3 separate regions of the Homo sapiens genome follow, and all the other regions are linked to region 2. A link is a contact called in ENCODE Hi-C or POLR2A ChIA-PET data. All regions are on one chromosome and are shown on one strand. Each heading gives the region's core, a stretch centred on a gene start or an enhancer-like site at or near the end of the contact. The rest is flanking DNA. Distances are from core to core; before and after follow the strand shown. Region 1 holds the start of TMC6 (transmembrane channel like 6). Region 2 holds the start of CBX8 (chromobox 8). Region 3 holds the start of BAHCC1 (BAH domain and coiled-coil containing 1).

Region 1 (3,958 bases), core at 785-3,284, 1.7 Mb before region 2:
CTCTCCGTGGGGGGTGGAACATTCCAGCCTCCAGCCCCCAGCCCCAGAGCGCTTACCCCTGGTCCCCTGGGGTCTCAGGGACATCGAGGATGAAGGCCAGTGGCTGGGCCATGTCTCTGGCCAATGCCCGCTAGTCTGCAGACCTAGGGTAGCTCAGAGCCTGGGCGCCACCTCCGGAGCCCCCATCTGATGAGACAGGGGCACAGAGCCAGGGGTGGTCTTCAACGCCTGGCAGCTGTCCACACCACCCATTCCTGGGGGAACCACAGGAGGTGCCACTCACAGCCCAGACAGTCCCGCCCACCCCCCTATCACCCCAGGTACATAAATGGTGAGGCACCGAATAAGCCTCATGCCAGAATGGAATGGGGGGCCCCCTCCAGTGTCAGGGGAGGGGAGAGAGGAAGGAAGGGTGTGGGGTCTGCAGTTCCACATCTGTTTCCTCGATGTCGCCAGTCCCTGGGAAATGGGGAAGAGGTAGGGTGCCTGTAGACACAGCCCCTTTCAGGATCTCCATGCCCAGGGTTCTGGCACAGAGACACCTCCTTTTTGGAGAGAAAGGTCAGAGTAGGCTGTAGGCCTTCTCTGCGTCTGCCCTGTGACCTCAAAGAACTTCCTCTAGCAGGAAATTAGCTGCTGGAGCCCTCACCCCCAACCAGCCCCAGGCGGAAGCAGCACAGGGGGCTCCTCCCCCACACACAGAGGTCACTCCATGCCACCGCCGTCAGGGCGCCAAGGTCCTCATGTTCTCAGAAGACCCACTGCCCTGCATTCCATCATCCCAGGGCGGCCGGCTGGGGGTGGCCAGGACCTCAACAGGCCTCCTTTGTCCTGGCTCTGCCGTCACCCGGCACAACTGGAACCAGAGCAGCCTTGTCTGGGGCCCTGGGCTCGGGGCCCGTTCATCTGTGAGAGTGGAGCCAGGACTCAGCTCCCAGCCACCAGCGAGTCCTGCCGGCCTCTGCCCTGGACTCCTCCTGCGCTCACCCTCAGGAACTCAGGGCTCAAAGTCGGCCGGGTTGAAGGGCGCTTTCCTCGGACAGGCAAAGCCCGGGGGCGCCCCGACAGAGCAGCTCCTTGCAGGGGTGCCAGTCACAGGACCGGACGGCGCCCTCCCTCAGTGTCCTGGGTGCCATCTTCGGGCCCAGGCCCCACACCACCCCCTCCCTCCAGCAGGAGCAAAGACGTGGGAAAACCAGCCCAGAGCTGGGTCCGAGGCGGCCCCACCCAGCCTAACACGGGACAGCTGCCGAAAGAGGGGCTGAGGACGCCCCACCCAGTCCCTAGAGCTGGAATCCCTTCCTCCAGACAGGCCCTTCTAAGCTCAGGGAACCCGGGGACTCGGGCACCCAGCGCCCCAGCACTCCGCCCCGAGGCCCAGGCAAGTCCAGCGGAGTTTCCAGGCGCACCATTCCTGAGCTAGGTGGGGAGAGGCTGGGTGGCGCCCGTTTCCAGGAACCCCCACCCCAGCCGGCAGCGAGCTTCCCGGGAGCAGCCGCTACCCAGGGAGAACCGCAACCTGGCCCCAGAGCCCAGAGCGGCTGCAACTCTGGGGCCACCGAACCCGTCCAGCCGGCCTCCCTGTCCCCCGCCCCTTCCCATCCCGGCCACACCCCCTCCCCTCCCCTCCCCGTGCCCTGGCGCTCGGCTGGGGGACCTGGGTGGGGGCTGCGGATTTTGCTCCCCGCACTGTCCTCCCCGCCCCTGCCGCTCCCAGCTCTGTCCGAGCCGGAGGGTCAAGCCCTGGGAGCTCCAGGAGCACCCGGGGAGGGAACTCGGCTGCCAAATGGCCCCAGAGGCCGAAAGGAATTCAGGGGGGATTGCCGCTGTCCCCGCATAGGAGAAGCAGCTGGGGCTGGCGGGACCCGGGACCGGGATCGCGGCCGCTCACCTGGGAGGCGCCGGGGAGGAGGGGCCGCGCGCGCAGCCAGGGCTCACCTGTGCCCCGCAAGAGCCGCCGGGAACTGAGGTCTCGGCTCTCCTTGCCAAGGGAGTGGCAAAGGGCCCCAGGGGCGACTGGGCCAGTCGCAGGTCTGCCGGGGCCGGGGGAGTAGCCGCACCTCCCGGCCCACGTGGGCGGGGGGGGGGGGGGCGGGCCTCGGCTATCACGTGACCCGGCCCGGCCCGCGGCGCCCCCGCCCTCCTCCGGGCGCCCCGCGGCGACTATGCCTTCCTCCCCTGCCAACTTCCGACCCCTCCTCCTGAGGTCTGAGCTGGGCTGGATTCATTCCAGCCCCTGGTTGAAGTCCCCAATTTTTCTGACGCTCAGTTTCCCCAAGTTCCAAAAAGGGGCAATATTTCCAGACTCATCTGCTTCCCATGGTTAGGGATCGTCCAAGTAAGATGCCGCCGAAAGCCCCAGGGACACAGAGTATCTCACTCCAGATTGGGCAGCGCCCCCCCCCCCGCCGCCCCCGCAAGCCTCCTGCTGACTCTCCCCGACCCCGGCGGGGGGAGCCTGGTTATCTCCCACTCCTGACACCTGGGCGGGGTTCATTGTTTATCTAGCAAGAGTTCTGGCTCACTTCCTGTGTGCTGTGTGGAGAGGAGGGGATGAAAAGGAGGACACGCTGACACTTAGGTGACTGTCCCCAGGTGCTGTACCCGTTGCCCTGTTTTCTGTTATTCCCCATGAGCCAGGAAGGTATGCACTGATATTCCCATTTCACAGATGAGGAAACTGAGGCTGAGAGAAGTTAATCACCCTTTAGGGTGCCCCCAGCCAAAGCAGGAGACTTAGTGGTCCACCTGGGAACTCTATGGAGGAAACTGCCTTTGAGATTGTACCCCCCACCCCAAGCCCATTTGGAAGGGAGGGTCATTCCTGGCGGGGAGAAGCCATGAAGCAGGCAGGGTGAATGTGAGCTGGGGCCCAGGAGGGCAGGAGAGGGCACTGCTGCAGGGGAGAGCAGGCAAGCAAAAGCGAGGACCAGGCAGGGGTCAAGGCTGGGGCCTTTTGGAGCTGCCAGTGTGGTCCTCAGATGGCTACCCCAAGCTGGTTCTTGGCAAGTGGCACCCTGGCATGGAGACCCAGCCCCTGCCTCTCCTCCCACTGCTTCCCCCTCCCTGCATACCCACACTGAATTTGCATGAATGCCACCTCCTCTGGGGAGCCTCCCCAGATTGAACCCTGGTGGAGCACCTACCACTTCCTATTGACATGTACATCTGTGGTTCTGTGCCCCCTCCTACCCCAGCCCACTGTGTGCCCAGCACCAGCACATAGCTTGCGCCTGACACACAGAAAGGACTCTGGAAACCAGGAAGGAGGTGGGCAGAGAGGCAGAAAAGCTATGAACATTCAGACCTGAGATGACTGGGCCCTATAGCAGGTAGAGAGGGAGCAGAGAGGAAGGGCTGCGGGCTTCCCAGGGGCCCAAGGACAGAGAATTGGCAAAGATATGTCTTAAACATCTAGCCTGGGAGAGCATGAATGGAGCCAATTCCTGAGCACTTACTACCGGCCAGGTGCTAGGCCTGGGTCTTGGCACAACCATAACGCCAATGACAGGGGCTGGAAGTACAGCAGTAACACCAAGAGTATCTGGAAACCCAGCAGCCAGGTTCTGGGGAGCCCACCATCCTGTCATTATCACACCCTCCAGGGTGAGGCCGGCAGATAAAGAGTTTGGCCCCTGTGCCCCCACCGTTCCCATCCCCACCCATGTCAGGCTCCCAGCTCAGGCCTCGAGGTCAAGTCCTGCCTATCCAGGCTGGAAGGAGTTGAACAGAGAGGGCCTCAGCTGCAGGCTGGACATCCCTGGAGGCAGCCAGGCGGCAGACCCGGACCAGTGGACCCTAGGGCTGCAGGAGACCAGGCCCTGACTCCTGTGCAGAGGGGAAGGGTGGGCCACCCGCAGCCCAGCATGCACAGAGCTCCCTGGGAGGCCAAGTGGCCTACGCCTGTCACCTTCACCTCTGCATCTCAGGGGCCCACAGGAAGTGCCTGCTTGGCCTC
Region 2 (4,245 bases), core at 1,746-4,245:
CCCCACCCCCCCTTTTTTCTGATTGGGGAGCCAACCTTTTGTTGGCCTGCCTGGCCAATGGGAAGAGAGAGCAAATCTGGGCCGGGCCTTGGTGCCAGGAGTCTGGCATTGGGCTGTGGGAGAAGGGAGGAGGGGTGAGGTGGGCAGGCCAAGCCCCTCCAGACACTCTCAGAAACCTGTACCCAGGGCCCAACTTCCCTAGAGCTCTGGGGCAAGGGGGCCCCTCCTGCCCCAGCTCATTCGGGCTGCCCCAACTAAAGCACAATGAGAGTCTCTCTCCTTTAAATAAAACAACTTCGAGTTGAAATATATATATTTAGATATTTTTCTTAAATAACATATTTACATCTAATAGAAAATATAACTCTAGAGATAATCTTTCCAACAAAAACTGAGGGGGAGGAAGGAGGGATGAAAGGGGCTGGTGGGGTGGGGGTGACATCAGGGACGGGACCAGCCAAAAGGCCACATCCCACCCAGAAATAAAAATCACTATGCCAAGCTCACGCTCACTCTCTCCCCTGCTCTCCTCCTGGACACACCCACCCAGCATTCATCTTTTCTCTTTAAAAAAGCCTTGGTCCGTGTTACTTTCCTTAATGGTGACGGTCAAAAAGTTTGAGGTCACGTCCGTGACCACCACCTTCTCCAGGTTAGTCAGGGAGGGGCTCCAGGACTCTTCCTCCGGGTCCCCCAGGATTCTGGCCACAGGGATCCTGGCGATGAGGGAGGGCCTTCCCCCCTGGGCCCCCATGTCCCGGTACAGGCCCCCCCCAGAGCTGGGGGGGCCTGAGCCATGTCGGACCCGGGTGCCATTGGGATCTAGGGCACCCTGGCCTTTGGCCTCCAGGAAGGCAGCCCTGTGCTTTATCACCCTGGCCGGGAAGGTGTCCACAGCCAGTTTGCCCGTGGCCTCAGCTGAGCTAGGGCTGGTCACACCACACTGCACCAGGTCCGAGTCCTGTCTTCGGGCCAGCTGGATCACACTGTGGCCGGCTGGAAACTTTCCTGCCCCGGAAGGGGTGTCGTCCAGCTTCCTGCCCTTGAGGTACTCTCCGAGGCCGGCGCTGGGTTCGCCTAAGGGCCTCTGTGAGGGGTCCGGGAGCTCCTTCCGGGGCTTGGGGCCTCGCTTCTTCGAGCTGTCCCCCGGTGAGCTGGGCTTGTCATCCACTCTGCTGGTACCCCGCTCTCGTTCCCTCTCACGTTCCCGCTCCCTCTCTCGCTCCCTCTCCCTTTCTCGATCCCGCTCCCGGTCCCTATCCCGGTCTCGGTCCCGGTCCCGAGGGGCCTCTGCGCGGCAGGTGCTGCTGGTGCTGGTGCTGCTCGCTGGCGGGGACAAACCCATGTTTCGAAGGCCCTCCCGGGCCCGGGAAGTGGAGGCCAGGTCCTGGGGCGAGCGGCCAGGGTAGGGGATCCGGATGCCCCTGGCTGAGTCACTTCGAAACTCGTAAGTTTTGGCCTTTGCCTTGGCCTGCGCCTGCAGGAGAGAAGATGGTCTCAAGAGTGGGGCAGGGCCCTGTCCACCCCCACAGGACTCCTCCTCTATCCCTGACCTCCTATCTTTACCCTATGATGCCTGGGAATTTCTACATGGATGCATGGATGGGTGGGTGGGTGGGTGGGTGGATGGCTGGATGAATGGGTGGGATGGCTGTTGGAGCTGAGAGGTAGAAGGATGAGAGAAGAGGTAGAAGATTTGGCTGGAAGTAGTCATTTGCAAAAAGTACACTTTTTGCATTTGATTATTGTGTCCATTTGGGAGGGGGAGCGTAAAGGAATTCTAGTGTGGCCAAGCCCGTCCCCCCAGACACAGTTGGTGCTGCTACTGACTTGGTGACATCTTGTCAGGGAACTCCCTCCTACATTACAAATAGGCAACATGTGTGGACACCCCATTGGCTCACAGCCCTCAGAGCCCCCTTCCCACAAATCACTCCATAACATGGTCCTCCACCATTGGACACTGCCAACCTACTTTGAGGAGGAAGGTTTTGGGCTTGGGTCCACGCTTTTTGGGGCCATAGAGCTCCATCTCTCTTTCCCTGGAGAAAGAAGAAAAGGAGAAAGGGTGCGTGAGTAAAGAAAGCAAGTGGGACTCTAGTCCAGGCTGGAAAGAAGCCACTCTACTTGTTTCTAAGTGAGCGGCTGGGACTTGGAAGGGTCTGTACCTTTCCTCAAAGGCTGCGAGCAAGCGAGCATCCAGGATGTTTTCCTCCGGTTCCCATGTGCTGTACCTAAAGGGAATCAGGAAGAAGTGGGCATCAGTCCCAGGAGCAGGGTGAGAGCAGAGGGGGTGTGTGTGTGTGTAACTTTTCTCATTGCATTGTATTGTATTTCAATGTAAAGGCAAAAAGAGGAAGAAAGAAACCTCCCGAATAACAGTCTGGGGTTGAGAATTGCATATAACCTACTTACTTCTGCGACCATCCCTTCCATTTCACGAGGTATTCCATGCGTCCCTGCGGGTGCAAAGGCGATAATGTGTGTGCATGGGGAGAAACGCATGACGAGGATACAAGAAATGCATGCGAAAATGCATGCACCAGATGAATGCTCGAAACCCCGCCGCAAAAGGCACGCGCCCGCTGCATCACCCCTGCACCTAATGCTGCACAAAGTGCATGCACCGGCATTCATTCCCCACCCCGCCCCCCACCCATGCAATCCGTGCATCGCTGCAAGTCTAAGGAAAGCGCCTGGGCTCAGAGCTGCCGCCGCCGCCGCCGCCACGGCCGCGGCCGCTGCTGGGACCTGGGGGAAGGGAAGCTGGGCTGCAGCAGGGGGAGGGAACCCGGGCCGGGAGGGGAGGGCCCGGCCGCACGGAGGCCCTAGGCCCGGGGGCACCTACTTTCCGTATGCGCCGCTTCAGGAGGGCTTCGGCCGCGAACACCCGCTCCCCCACCGCTGAAAGCTCCATGTTGACTCGCCGCTTCCCCCCTTGGCCGCTTCCAGGAGCAGAAAAGCAGCAGCCAGCGCACGACAGACCATAATACTCTCCCGCTGACGTCAGTTCTCCTCCCCCTCCCGGCGCTCTCGCTCCCTCCCGCGGCCCCCCTCCCGCGCTCCTCCGCTCGGCCCCCTCCCCTCCGCCCAGTGCTTCCTCCCGCCCCACGTGTTGCTAACGACGTTGCTAAAGCCGAGCGGCCGGAGGCCTGCGCCCCCGCACGCTGATTGGACGAGCTCCGAGCCACGCCCCTCTGCCTTTCTCCCCCGCGTTGCTACGTGACCAGCGTTCCAATCGCCAGGGGGCGGAGTCCGAGGCGACTCCAGAGACCGAGCGCGCGAGTGGGAGGGGGCGCCGCCGGAAGTGACGCCAGGGGAAGGCGGGCCCGGCCGCTGTCAGTCTGCGGGGCTGGCGAGGGGGGCAGGCCGCCCTCTGTCCTCGCCGGGGCCCCCCTCCCCCGCCACCAAGTTGTCCCTCCGGCGTTCGGCGTCCCCCACAGCTCTCGCTGGGATCCCCGCGGCGATGTCAGCCCGGCTCCGCCCCTCGGCAGACCCCGGCCCGCCGCCCCACCCCCACCGCCCAGGACTCGCGCGGTCCCCTCCCCCAGCCGCCCGCGCCGCACAATGCACAATGCACAGGTGCTGGGGCGCCGCGGGCCGCGCCCGAACCCCGAGAGCCTGCGGCGCGCCCATCGGCTGGCTTCTCCCCCGGCCCCCGCCCCCCTCCCCCGGAGCCGCACACCCGACCCCCGGTCTCCATGGCAACGTCCCCCCCCCCCCCAAGCCGGGTCCCGCTAACAAATCAATGTGCATGTGTCTCAGGCTCCTGTCGCGCGGCCCTGCCCTCGGCCACCCTCCGGGCCCTGCGAGCCGGGCTGGCTGGAGCGCTCGTCCCCGGCTCCGAAGCCGAACACAGACCTGGTGGAGGCCGGGCTGTTCCCTCCGGAGCCCGGCTGCAGCCCAGGACCCCACAGAGGATGTCGCGCGGCTTCTTCCTGCCCCCCGACCATCCCCGACGCCCGCAGCCACCTGCCCCTGCCCTTAGCCCAAGCTGCCCGCCCCCGCCAGGCTTCGGCCCCGAACCTCGCCTTCCCCTCGCCGCCCCCTGCTCGGGGCCTGGGTGGGCTAAGGGCATCTGGGCGGAGCCGGCAGAGGATGGGGCGAGCGGCTGGGGGTGCGTCTGGCTTTCCCCGAACCCCGGCGCCCGGCCCGCGCACTTCCTGTCCACCGCTCTTCCCAACGTGGGCGGCGGACATCCTGCGAGAAACGCCAGCGCGGGAAGCTGGGGGACGTCGCCGGGTC
Region 3 (4,332 bases), core at 699-3,198, 1.6 Mb after region 2:
CCGGCTCTCCCCCTCGTGCCCCGCGGCCCGCCAGACGTCGCTTCCGAAGGCGCCGGCCTGGGGCCTGGCCAGGGGCTCGGCCGCGGGGGGTCCCGGCCGCCGGAGCCGGGAGACGCCGGAGACGGGAGCCGGGCCCGCGCGACCGCCACTCCCGAGCCAGCCGGGGTGGGCCCCGCGCCTTGTCCTGCGTCCCCGGCCCGGCCCGCGGAGCGCCGGTGCTTACCTGCGAGCCCCGGGCTCTCCGGAGCTCCCCTCCGGGCCGAGCCGCCCGAAGCGGGCGCCGGCGTAGGCCCCGACTCAGGCAGGCGGGAAATCCCGGAGTCCCCGCCCGCGGCCCGCAGCCCCCCACCCCAGGTCGGCGTGGCCTGCGGGGGGGAAGGCCGGCCGGGGCCGGCCGCCCGCTTCCCCTTTCTCTCCAGATTCCTTTGATCCGCGGGCTCTCCGCCGCACCTCGGCTCCCGGGCTGCCCCGGTCGGCCCGCGGGGATCCTGGAAACGGTCCCCAGCTTATCTCCTTTCATCAAGCGGCCTTGGGCCGCCTTGAAACCGCGGAGCCAGTAATTGCTTTTTTCAGGAGGCCCAGTGCGGACTGGACAACAGCCAATCAGCGCCTTGTTTACACTCGGTGATGGACAGTCCACTGGCGGAGTGCCAACCAATCCCAGCGGTCCCGCGGGAGCGGGAGTGGGGGCGGGGAAACAGAGAGACAACAGGCTTTGAGTTTAACTCTTTCGTGTCCCTGCCGGAATGAGACGGTGGAGAATTTCGAATGCGTGTGAATCTGTCAGTTGGCTCCTAGTTTAAATATCCTTTTTTCCCCCAGAGGGGGAGGCAGAGATTCACATGGAGAAAGAGGAGCAAAAATAAATGTATCCATCGCCACTAAGACATCACCTCGACTCCCTGAGAATAAATAGCATTTGGGTGGGAAACCAAATTCTAACAGAAATATTTGTTTGCGGAATATTTTAGAAGTGGTTTGCATCTGATTACGATAAAAATTGTTCAGTGGCTTGCTTTAGTTGGAGTGAGGATTTAGCAGATAGGCAGACAGGGAGCAGCATTGAGAAATACTATACATGGTTTACCACACCATACCCGCTTCCCCCATTACCAAACTGAAAATATTTTCTAAATCTAGGTGTAGATGAAGAAAGGGCAATCCTTGTCTTCTCAATAAATCCCTGATTTTCATTTTAGTAGCTGCTCTGTTGCAAAGTGTGGCAGAGGGAGATAAAATTGAGAGCCAGTAATGTAGACGGCTGGAGACTCAGAACTCACTTCCCAGGGTCTGATCCCCAGGTCATGGGGAGGAGAGAGCCGGACGGGCTATTCAAAGCTTTTGCTGCCCAAGCAGCGGGCGTGCGTGCGTGCATCCGCGAGCTCGGGTCCGGGCAGGCAGCAGCTTCAGAGCGGTAGATGGGCCAGGCAACCTGGGGAGGCCTCTGGGCTTGGAGGTCTGGCCTACCTGCCACCTGCCAGACAGATTCCAGGGAGAAAAAGCAGCTACTTTTAAGGGGTGGTGGTGTTTCTTCCCTTGGCCTTCTGTGCGGCAGAAGCCAAACGTTAGACCTGCTGGATTAAACATATATGTGTGTGTGTGTGTCTGTGTCTGTGTCTACGCCTCCCCCTCCGCCGGGACACGCGCACTCGCTCGCTCCAGCTCCCTCTCCCGCCCTGCGCCACCACATTCCCATTCAGCAGCAATGATCTGCGCAGAGGAGCTGCGCAGTCGCCGGGCTTGAATTAGGCGCCATCGGGCTTGGTAGTAGCCCCGCTGCTTCCTGATTGGCAGTTCCCTGGCCCGGCGCCAGCCTATTGGGAGGCCTGTTTACGCCGAATGAGTGGCACGAGCTCCCGGCCGTGGAGGGCTGCGCGGCCAATCAGCGCGCTGGCTGTTCCGGGCTGAGTGGCACGAGCTTATTAGTATGCAGGGCCCGTGGCTCGCCGCGCCAGGCTGCAGGTTTGAGAGCCGCTCTGGATGGGCTCGCTAGAGTCGTTGTTGTGGAAGCGGTGCATTTACAGTGCAACAGTCAGCACATTGAAAATACCAATAGGAATACAAAACAAAGTCACATTTACTGATTTAATTGTATTGCATTCAGTTGTATCCAGGAAACAGCCTCCAGTAAGTAACTGAAATTGCTTTCATTTTTTTTTTGTTTTTGTATTTTTATTATTATTTTATTTTTTATTCTGGCTTTGGGGTTTTACATTTTTTTTAGCAAAAGAAATTCAGGATTGTGATGTTAAGAAGTATATATCTTCCCTTTTAACAAAATCCGTTAAAATGTTGAGGCTTTTTTTTTTCTTAAAAAATATGGACTATGAGCGATTTTTTTTTCTCTGAAAAATCTTATCGATCGGTTTAAAATTACCCCCGTAATGCATCCTTGCTTTGCTCTGAGCGCTTGTTGTCTCGATCGACACCCAGCATTAAAAACAAATACTCGAAGACAGGACAGGGACCGCCAGGCTGCGTCTGGCGCGAGCCGCGCGGGTGGCACCGGGCGGACAGTAGGCGAAGTCCGGGCGCCGCCAGCGTGCGCCCAGTTCTGGGTGACCCACGAACGAACCCCAACATTCGCTCCCCTACCCTGCTCCCCTCCCCGGAACAGTCCTGGGTTGGCCCTGCCCGGTCGGTCCGCGGCGAGGGGAACTGGCCGGGTCGTGGTACCCACGGCCGCTGCCCTGAGGGGCCTTCCGGGCCGAAGCTAGGGGCCGGGGAGGGGAATGGTCATGGCGAGTTTTTCGGGTCTTCGTTCCCAATTCAGAATTTTTTTTTTCCGGAGAAGTGGGGGTGGAGGAGGGGGACCGAGCAAGGCCGGCGCAGCGGGGCGTTTTCACCGCGCGCGTTCGGGACGGCGCGCGGGGCTCGGGTCACGGCCCGTGTGGCGGGGTCCGCGGGCTGGTTTTCTTCGGGCGCGGGGGTCAGGCGCGACCCCAGTTCTCATGACTCTCCCAGGGAGCGGGTGCGGCTGTTTCGCAGGGAGCGGGTTCTGCGGCGACGGCCGAGCCACTCGCGCCCCAAGGCGCGCCTGGTCCCAGCCCGGCCTGCAGGCCCCACCGCGCCCGCGCTCCCGGAGACGACGCCGGAGGGAGGCAGACGGGCCAGAGTCCTGGTCTCCGGCAGGCGGGCGAGGAGAGAGCGGGTTTTTAGATGCAAAAGCAGGAAACAAAGCAAACTTGTAGAAGCTCCAGATCCTGGAGCGCGCCAGCCACGCCTGGGGCCGCGGCAAGAGGGACCGGCGGCTCCAGGGTCACGCCCTGCCTTCCCGGGAGGGAGCCCTGTGCTCCTAGGTTCAGTTCCTTCCGAAATGCCCTCGTCAGCGATTCTCCGCCCGCCCGGGGCCCTCTGCCCGCCGCCACTTTTCGCTCCATTTCCTCCCTTACCTCAGCCCGACCTGGCGCTGCGGCGCCGTCCTCGCGGTCCTCCGGCGCGGCCTCTCCTGGAGCTGGGCTGGGAGTGGGCCCCGGGCCTCGGCACTCGGCGGGTGGCGGCGTCGCCGCTGCGGGACTGTGGGACTCCCAGCTCGGGCCGTGTGGCCGCCCTTCCTCGCCCCACTTCCTGGCCGCCTCAGGCTCCCCAGGCCCCCGAAGCCCGGCGCGGGCAGACGCGGAGGCGCGGCGCGGCCTCTCCCCGGGAGGAGAGAACACAAAGAAAAGCTCTCTCCAATCCGGTCAGAGCCGTGGCGGCGCAGGCAGGCGACAGTAATCCACCTCCTGTTTGCTTAAAAAGTCGAGCAGGCTGGTGAGAAAGGAACAATCGGGCCTGCGATCCGCCCGCAGGGGGTGGGAGATTAAAATTGTTGCTTCGTAGCCGAGCCCGCGTCCCGAGAATCGCCGGCAGCTCGCGCTTTCTCAACTTTGAAATTTCTTATTGGAGAGAAAAAAAAAAAAAAAAACAACCACAAAACAAAAGCACAGCACACACGACTCCCTGGAGGCCGCCAGGAAGCCTGGCACCCCCGCGTGCGCAGCCCCCGGCCCCTCTCCGGCCTTCGGCGCCTTTGAAGCTGCAGGTTTCTGACCTCCCTCCCTTTCCTTCTTTCCCTTTGTCCCGCCCGGCGCCCTCCGGGGCTCGGGAGGCGCCGGCCGGGGCTGGGGGCCCCCACGTCCCTAGTCCAGCCCGGGCAGCCCCTCCCCTGACCCCTGCGCTCGCAGCCCCCTCGCCAGAGCACTCTCCGGGCCCTGGCGGCCGGGCGCTCGCTTTGCAGGCCGGGATCGGGGCTTGGGAGCCGAGCTATTTGTTAGACCCGGGGAGAGAGCTGGCGATCCCCAGAGGGAAGGGAGCCCCAAACGCCTTTGTATGTAGTTGCCAGACAAAGAGAAC

The links. A loop is a pair of places that touch in the nucleus more often than their neighbours do. ChIA-PET counts read pairs that join two places held with the same protein, here RNA polymerase II (POLR2A). Pooled maps may share reads with other maps.
Region 1: a pooled map shows a loop between it and region 2 (6-fold over the local background). The contact joins the promoter of TMC6 here to the promoter of CBX8 in region 2. A Hi-C loop is called at or near these places in 2 of 168 maps with a recorded cell type or tissue (CD8-positive, alpha-beta T cell and natural killer cell) and 5 of 50 pooled maps. POLR2A ChIA-PET finds 5 or more read pairs at or near these places in 1 of 52 experiments (activated B cell).
Region 3: a map of B cell shows a loop between it and region 2 (17-fold over the local background). The contact joins the promoter of BAHCC1 here to the promoter of CBX8 in region 2. A Hi-C loop is called at or near these places in 3 of 168 maps with a recorded cell type or tissue (B cell, CD4-positive, alpha-beta T cell and natural killer cell), 10 of 37 single-sample maps with no recorded cell type and 4 of 50 pooled maps.

The regions. Positions count from the first base shown.
Region 1 is chr17:78,126,721-78,130,678 of GRCh38, forward strand. It overlaps TMC6 (transmembrane channel like 6), which reads right to left and starts at 2,035. Exons shown (of 20, transcript NM_001127198.5): 1 at 1,892-2,035; 2 at 57-186. The coding sequence starts at 112. RefSeq lists silencers at 149-198, 249-328, 1,599-2,128 and an enhancer at 669-918.
Region 2 is chr17:79,794,082-79,798,326 of GRCh38, forward strand. CBX8 (chromobox 8) reads right to left here and starts at 2,996. Exons shown (of 5, transcript NM_020649.3): 1 at 2,849-2,996; 2 at 2,416-2,459; 3 at 2,169-2,234; 4 at 1,976-2,042; 5 at 1-1,477. The coding sequence starts at 2,917. The coding sequence ends at 554. RefSeq lists enhancers at 1,041-1,781, 3,029-3,323 and silencers at 2,695-3,074, 3,235-3,444, 3,475-3,634.
Region 3 is chr17:81,393,509-81,397,840 of GRCh38, forward strand. It overlaps BAHCC1 (BAH domain and coiled-coil containing 1), which reads left to right and starts at 1,949. Exons shown (of 28, transcript NM_001377448.1): 1 at 1,949-2,127. RefSeq lists enhancers at 46-603, 2,687-3,295, 3,296-3,904 and a silencer at 392-661.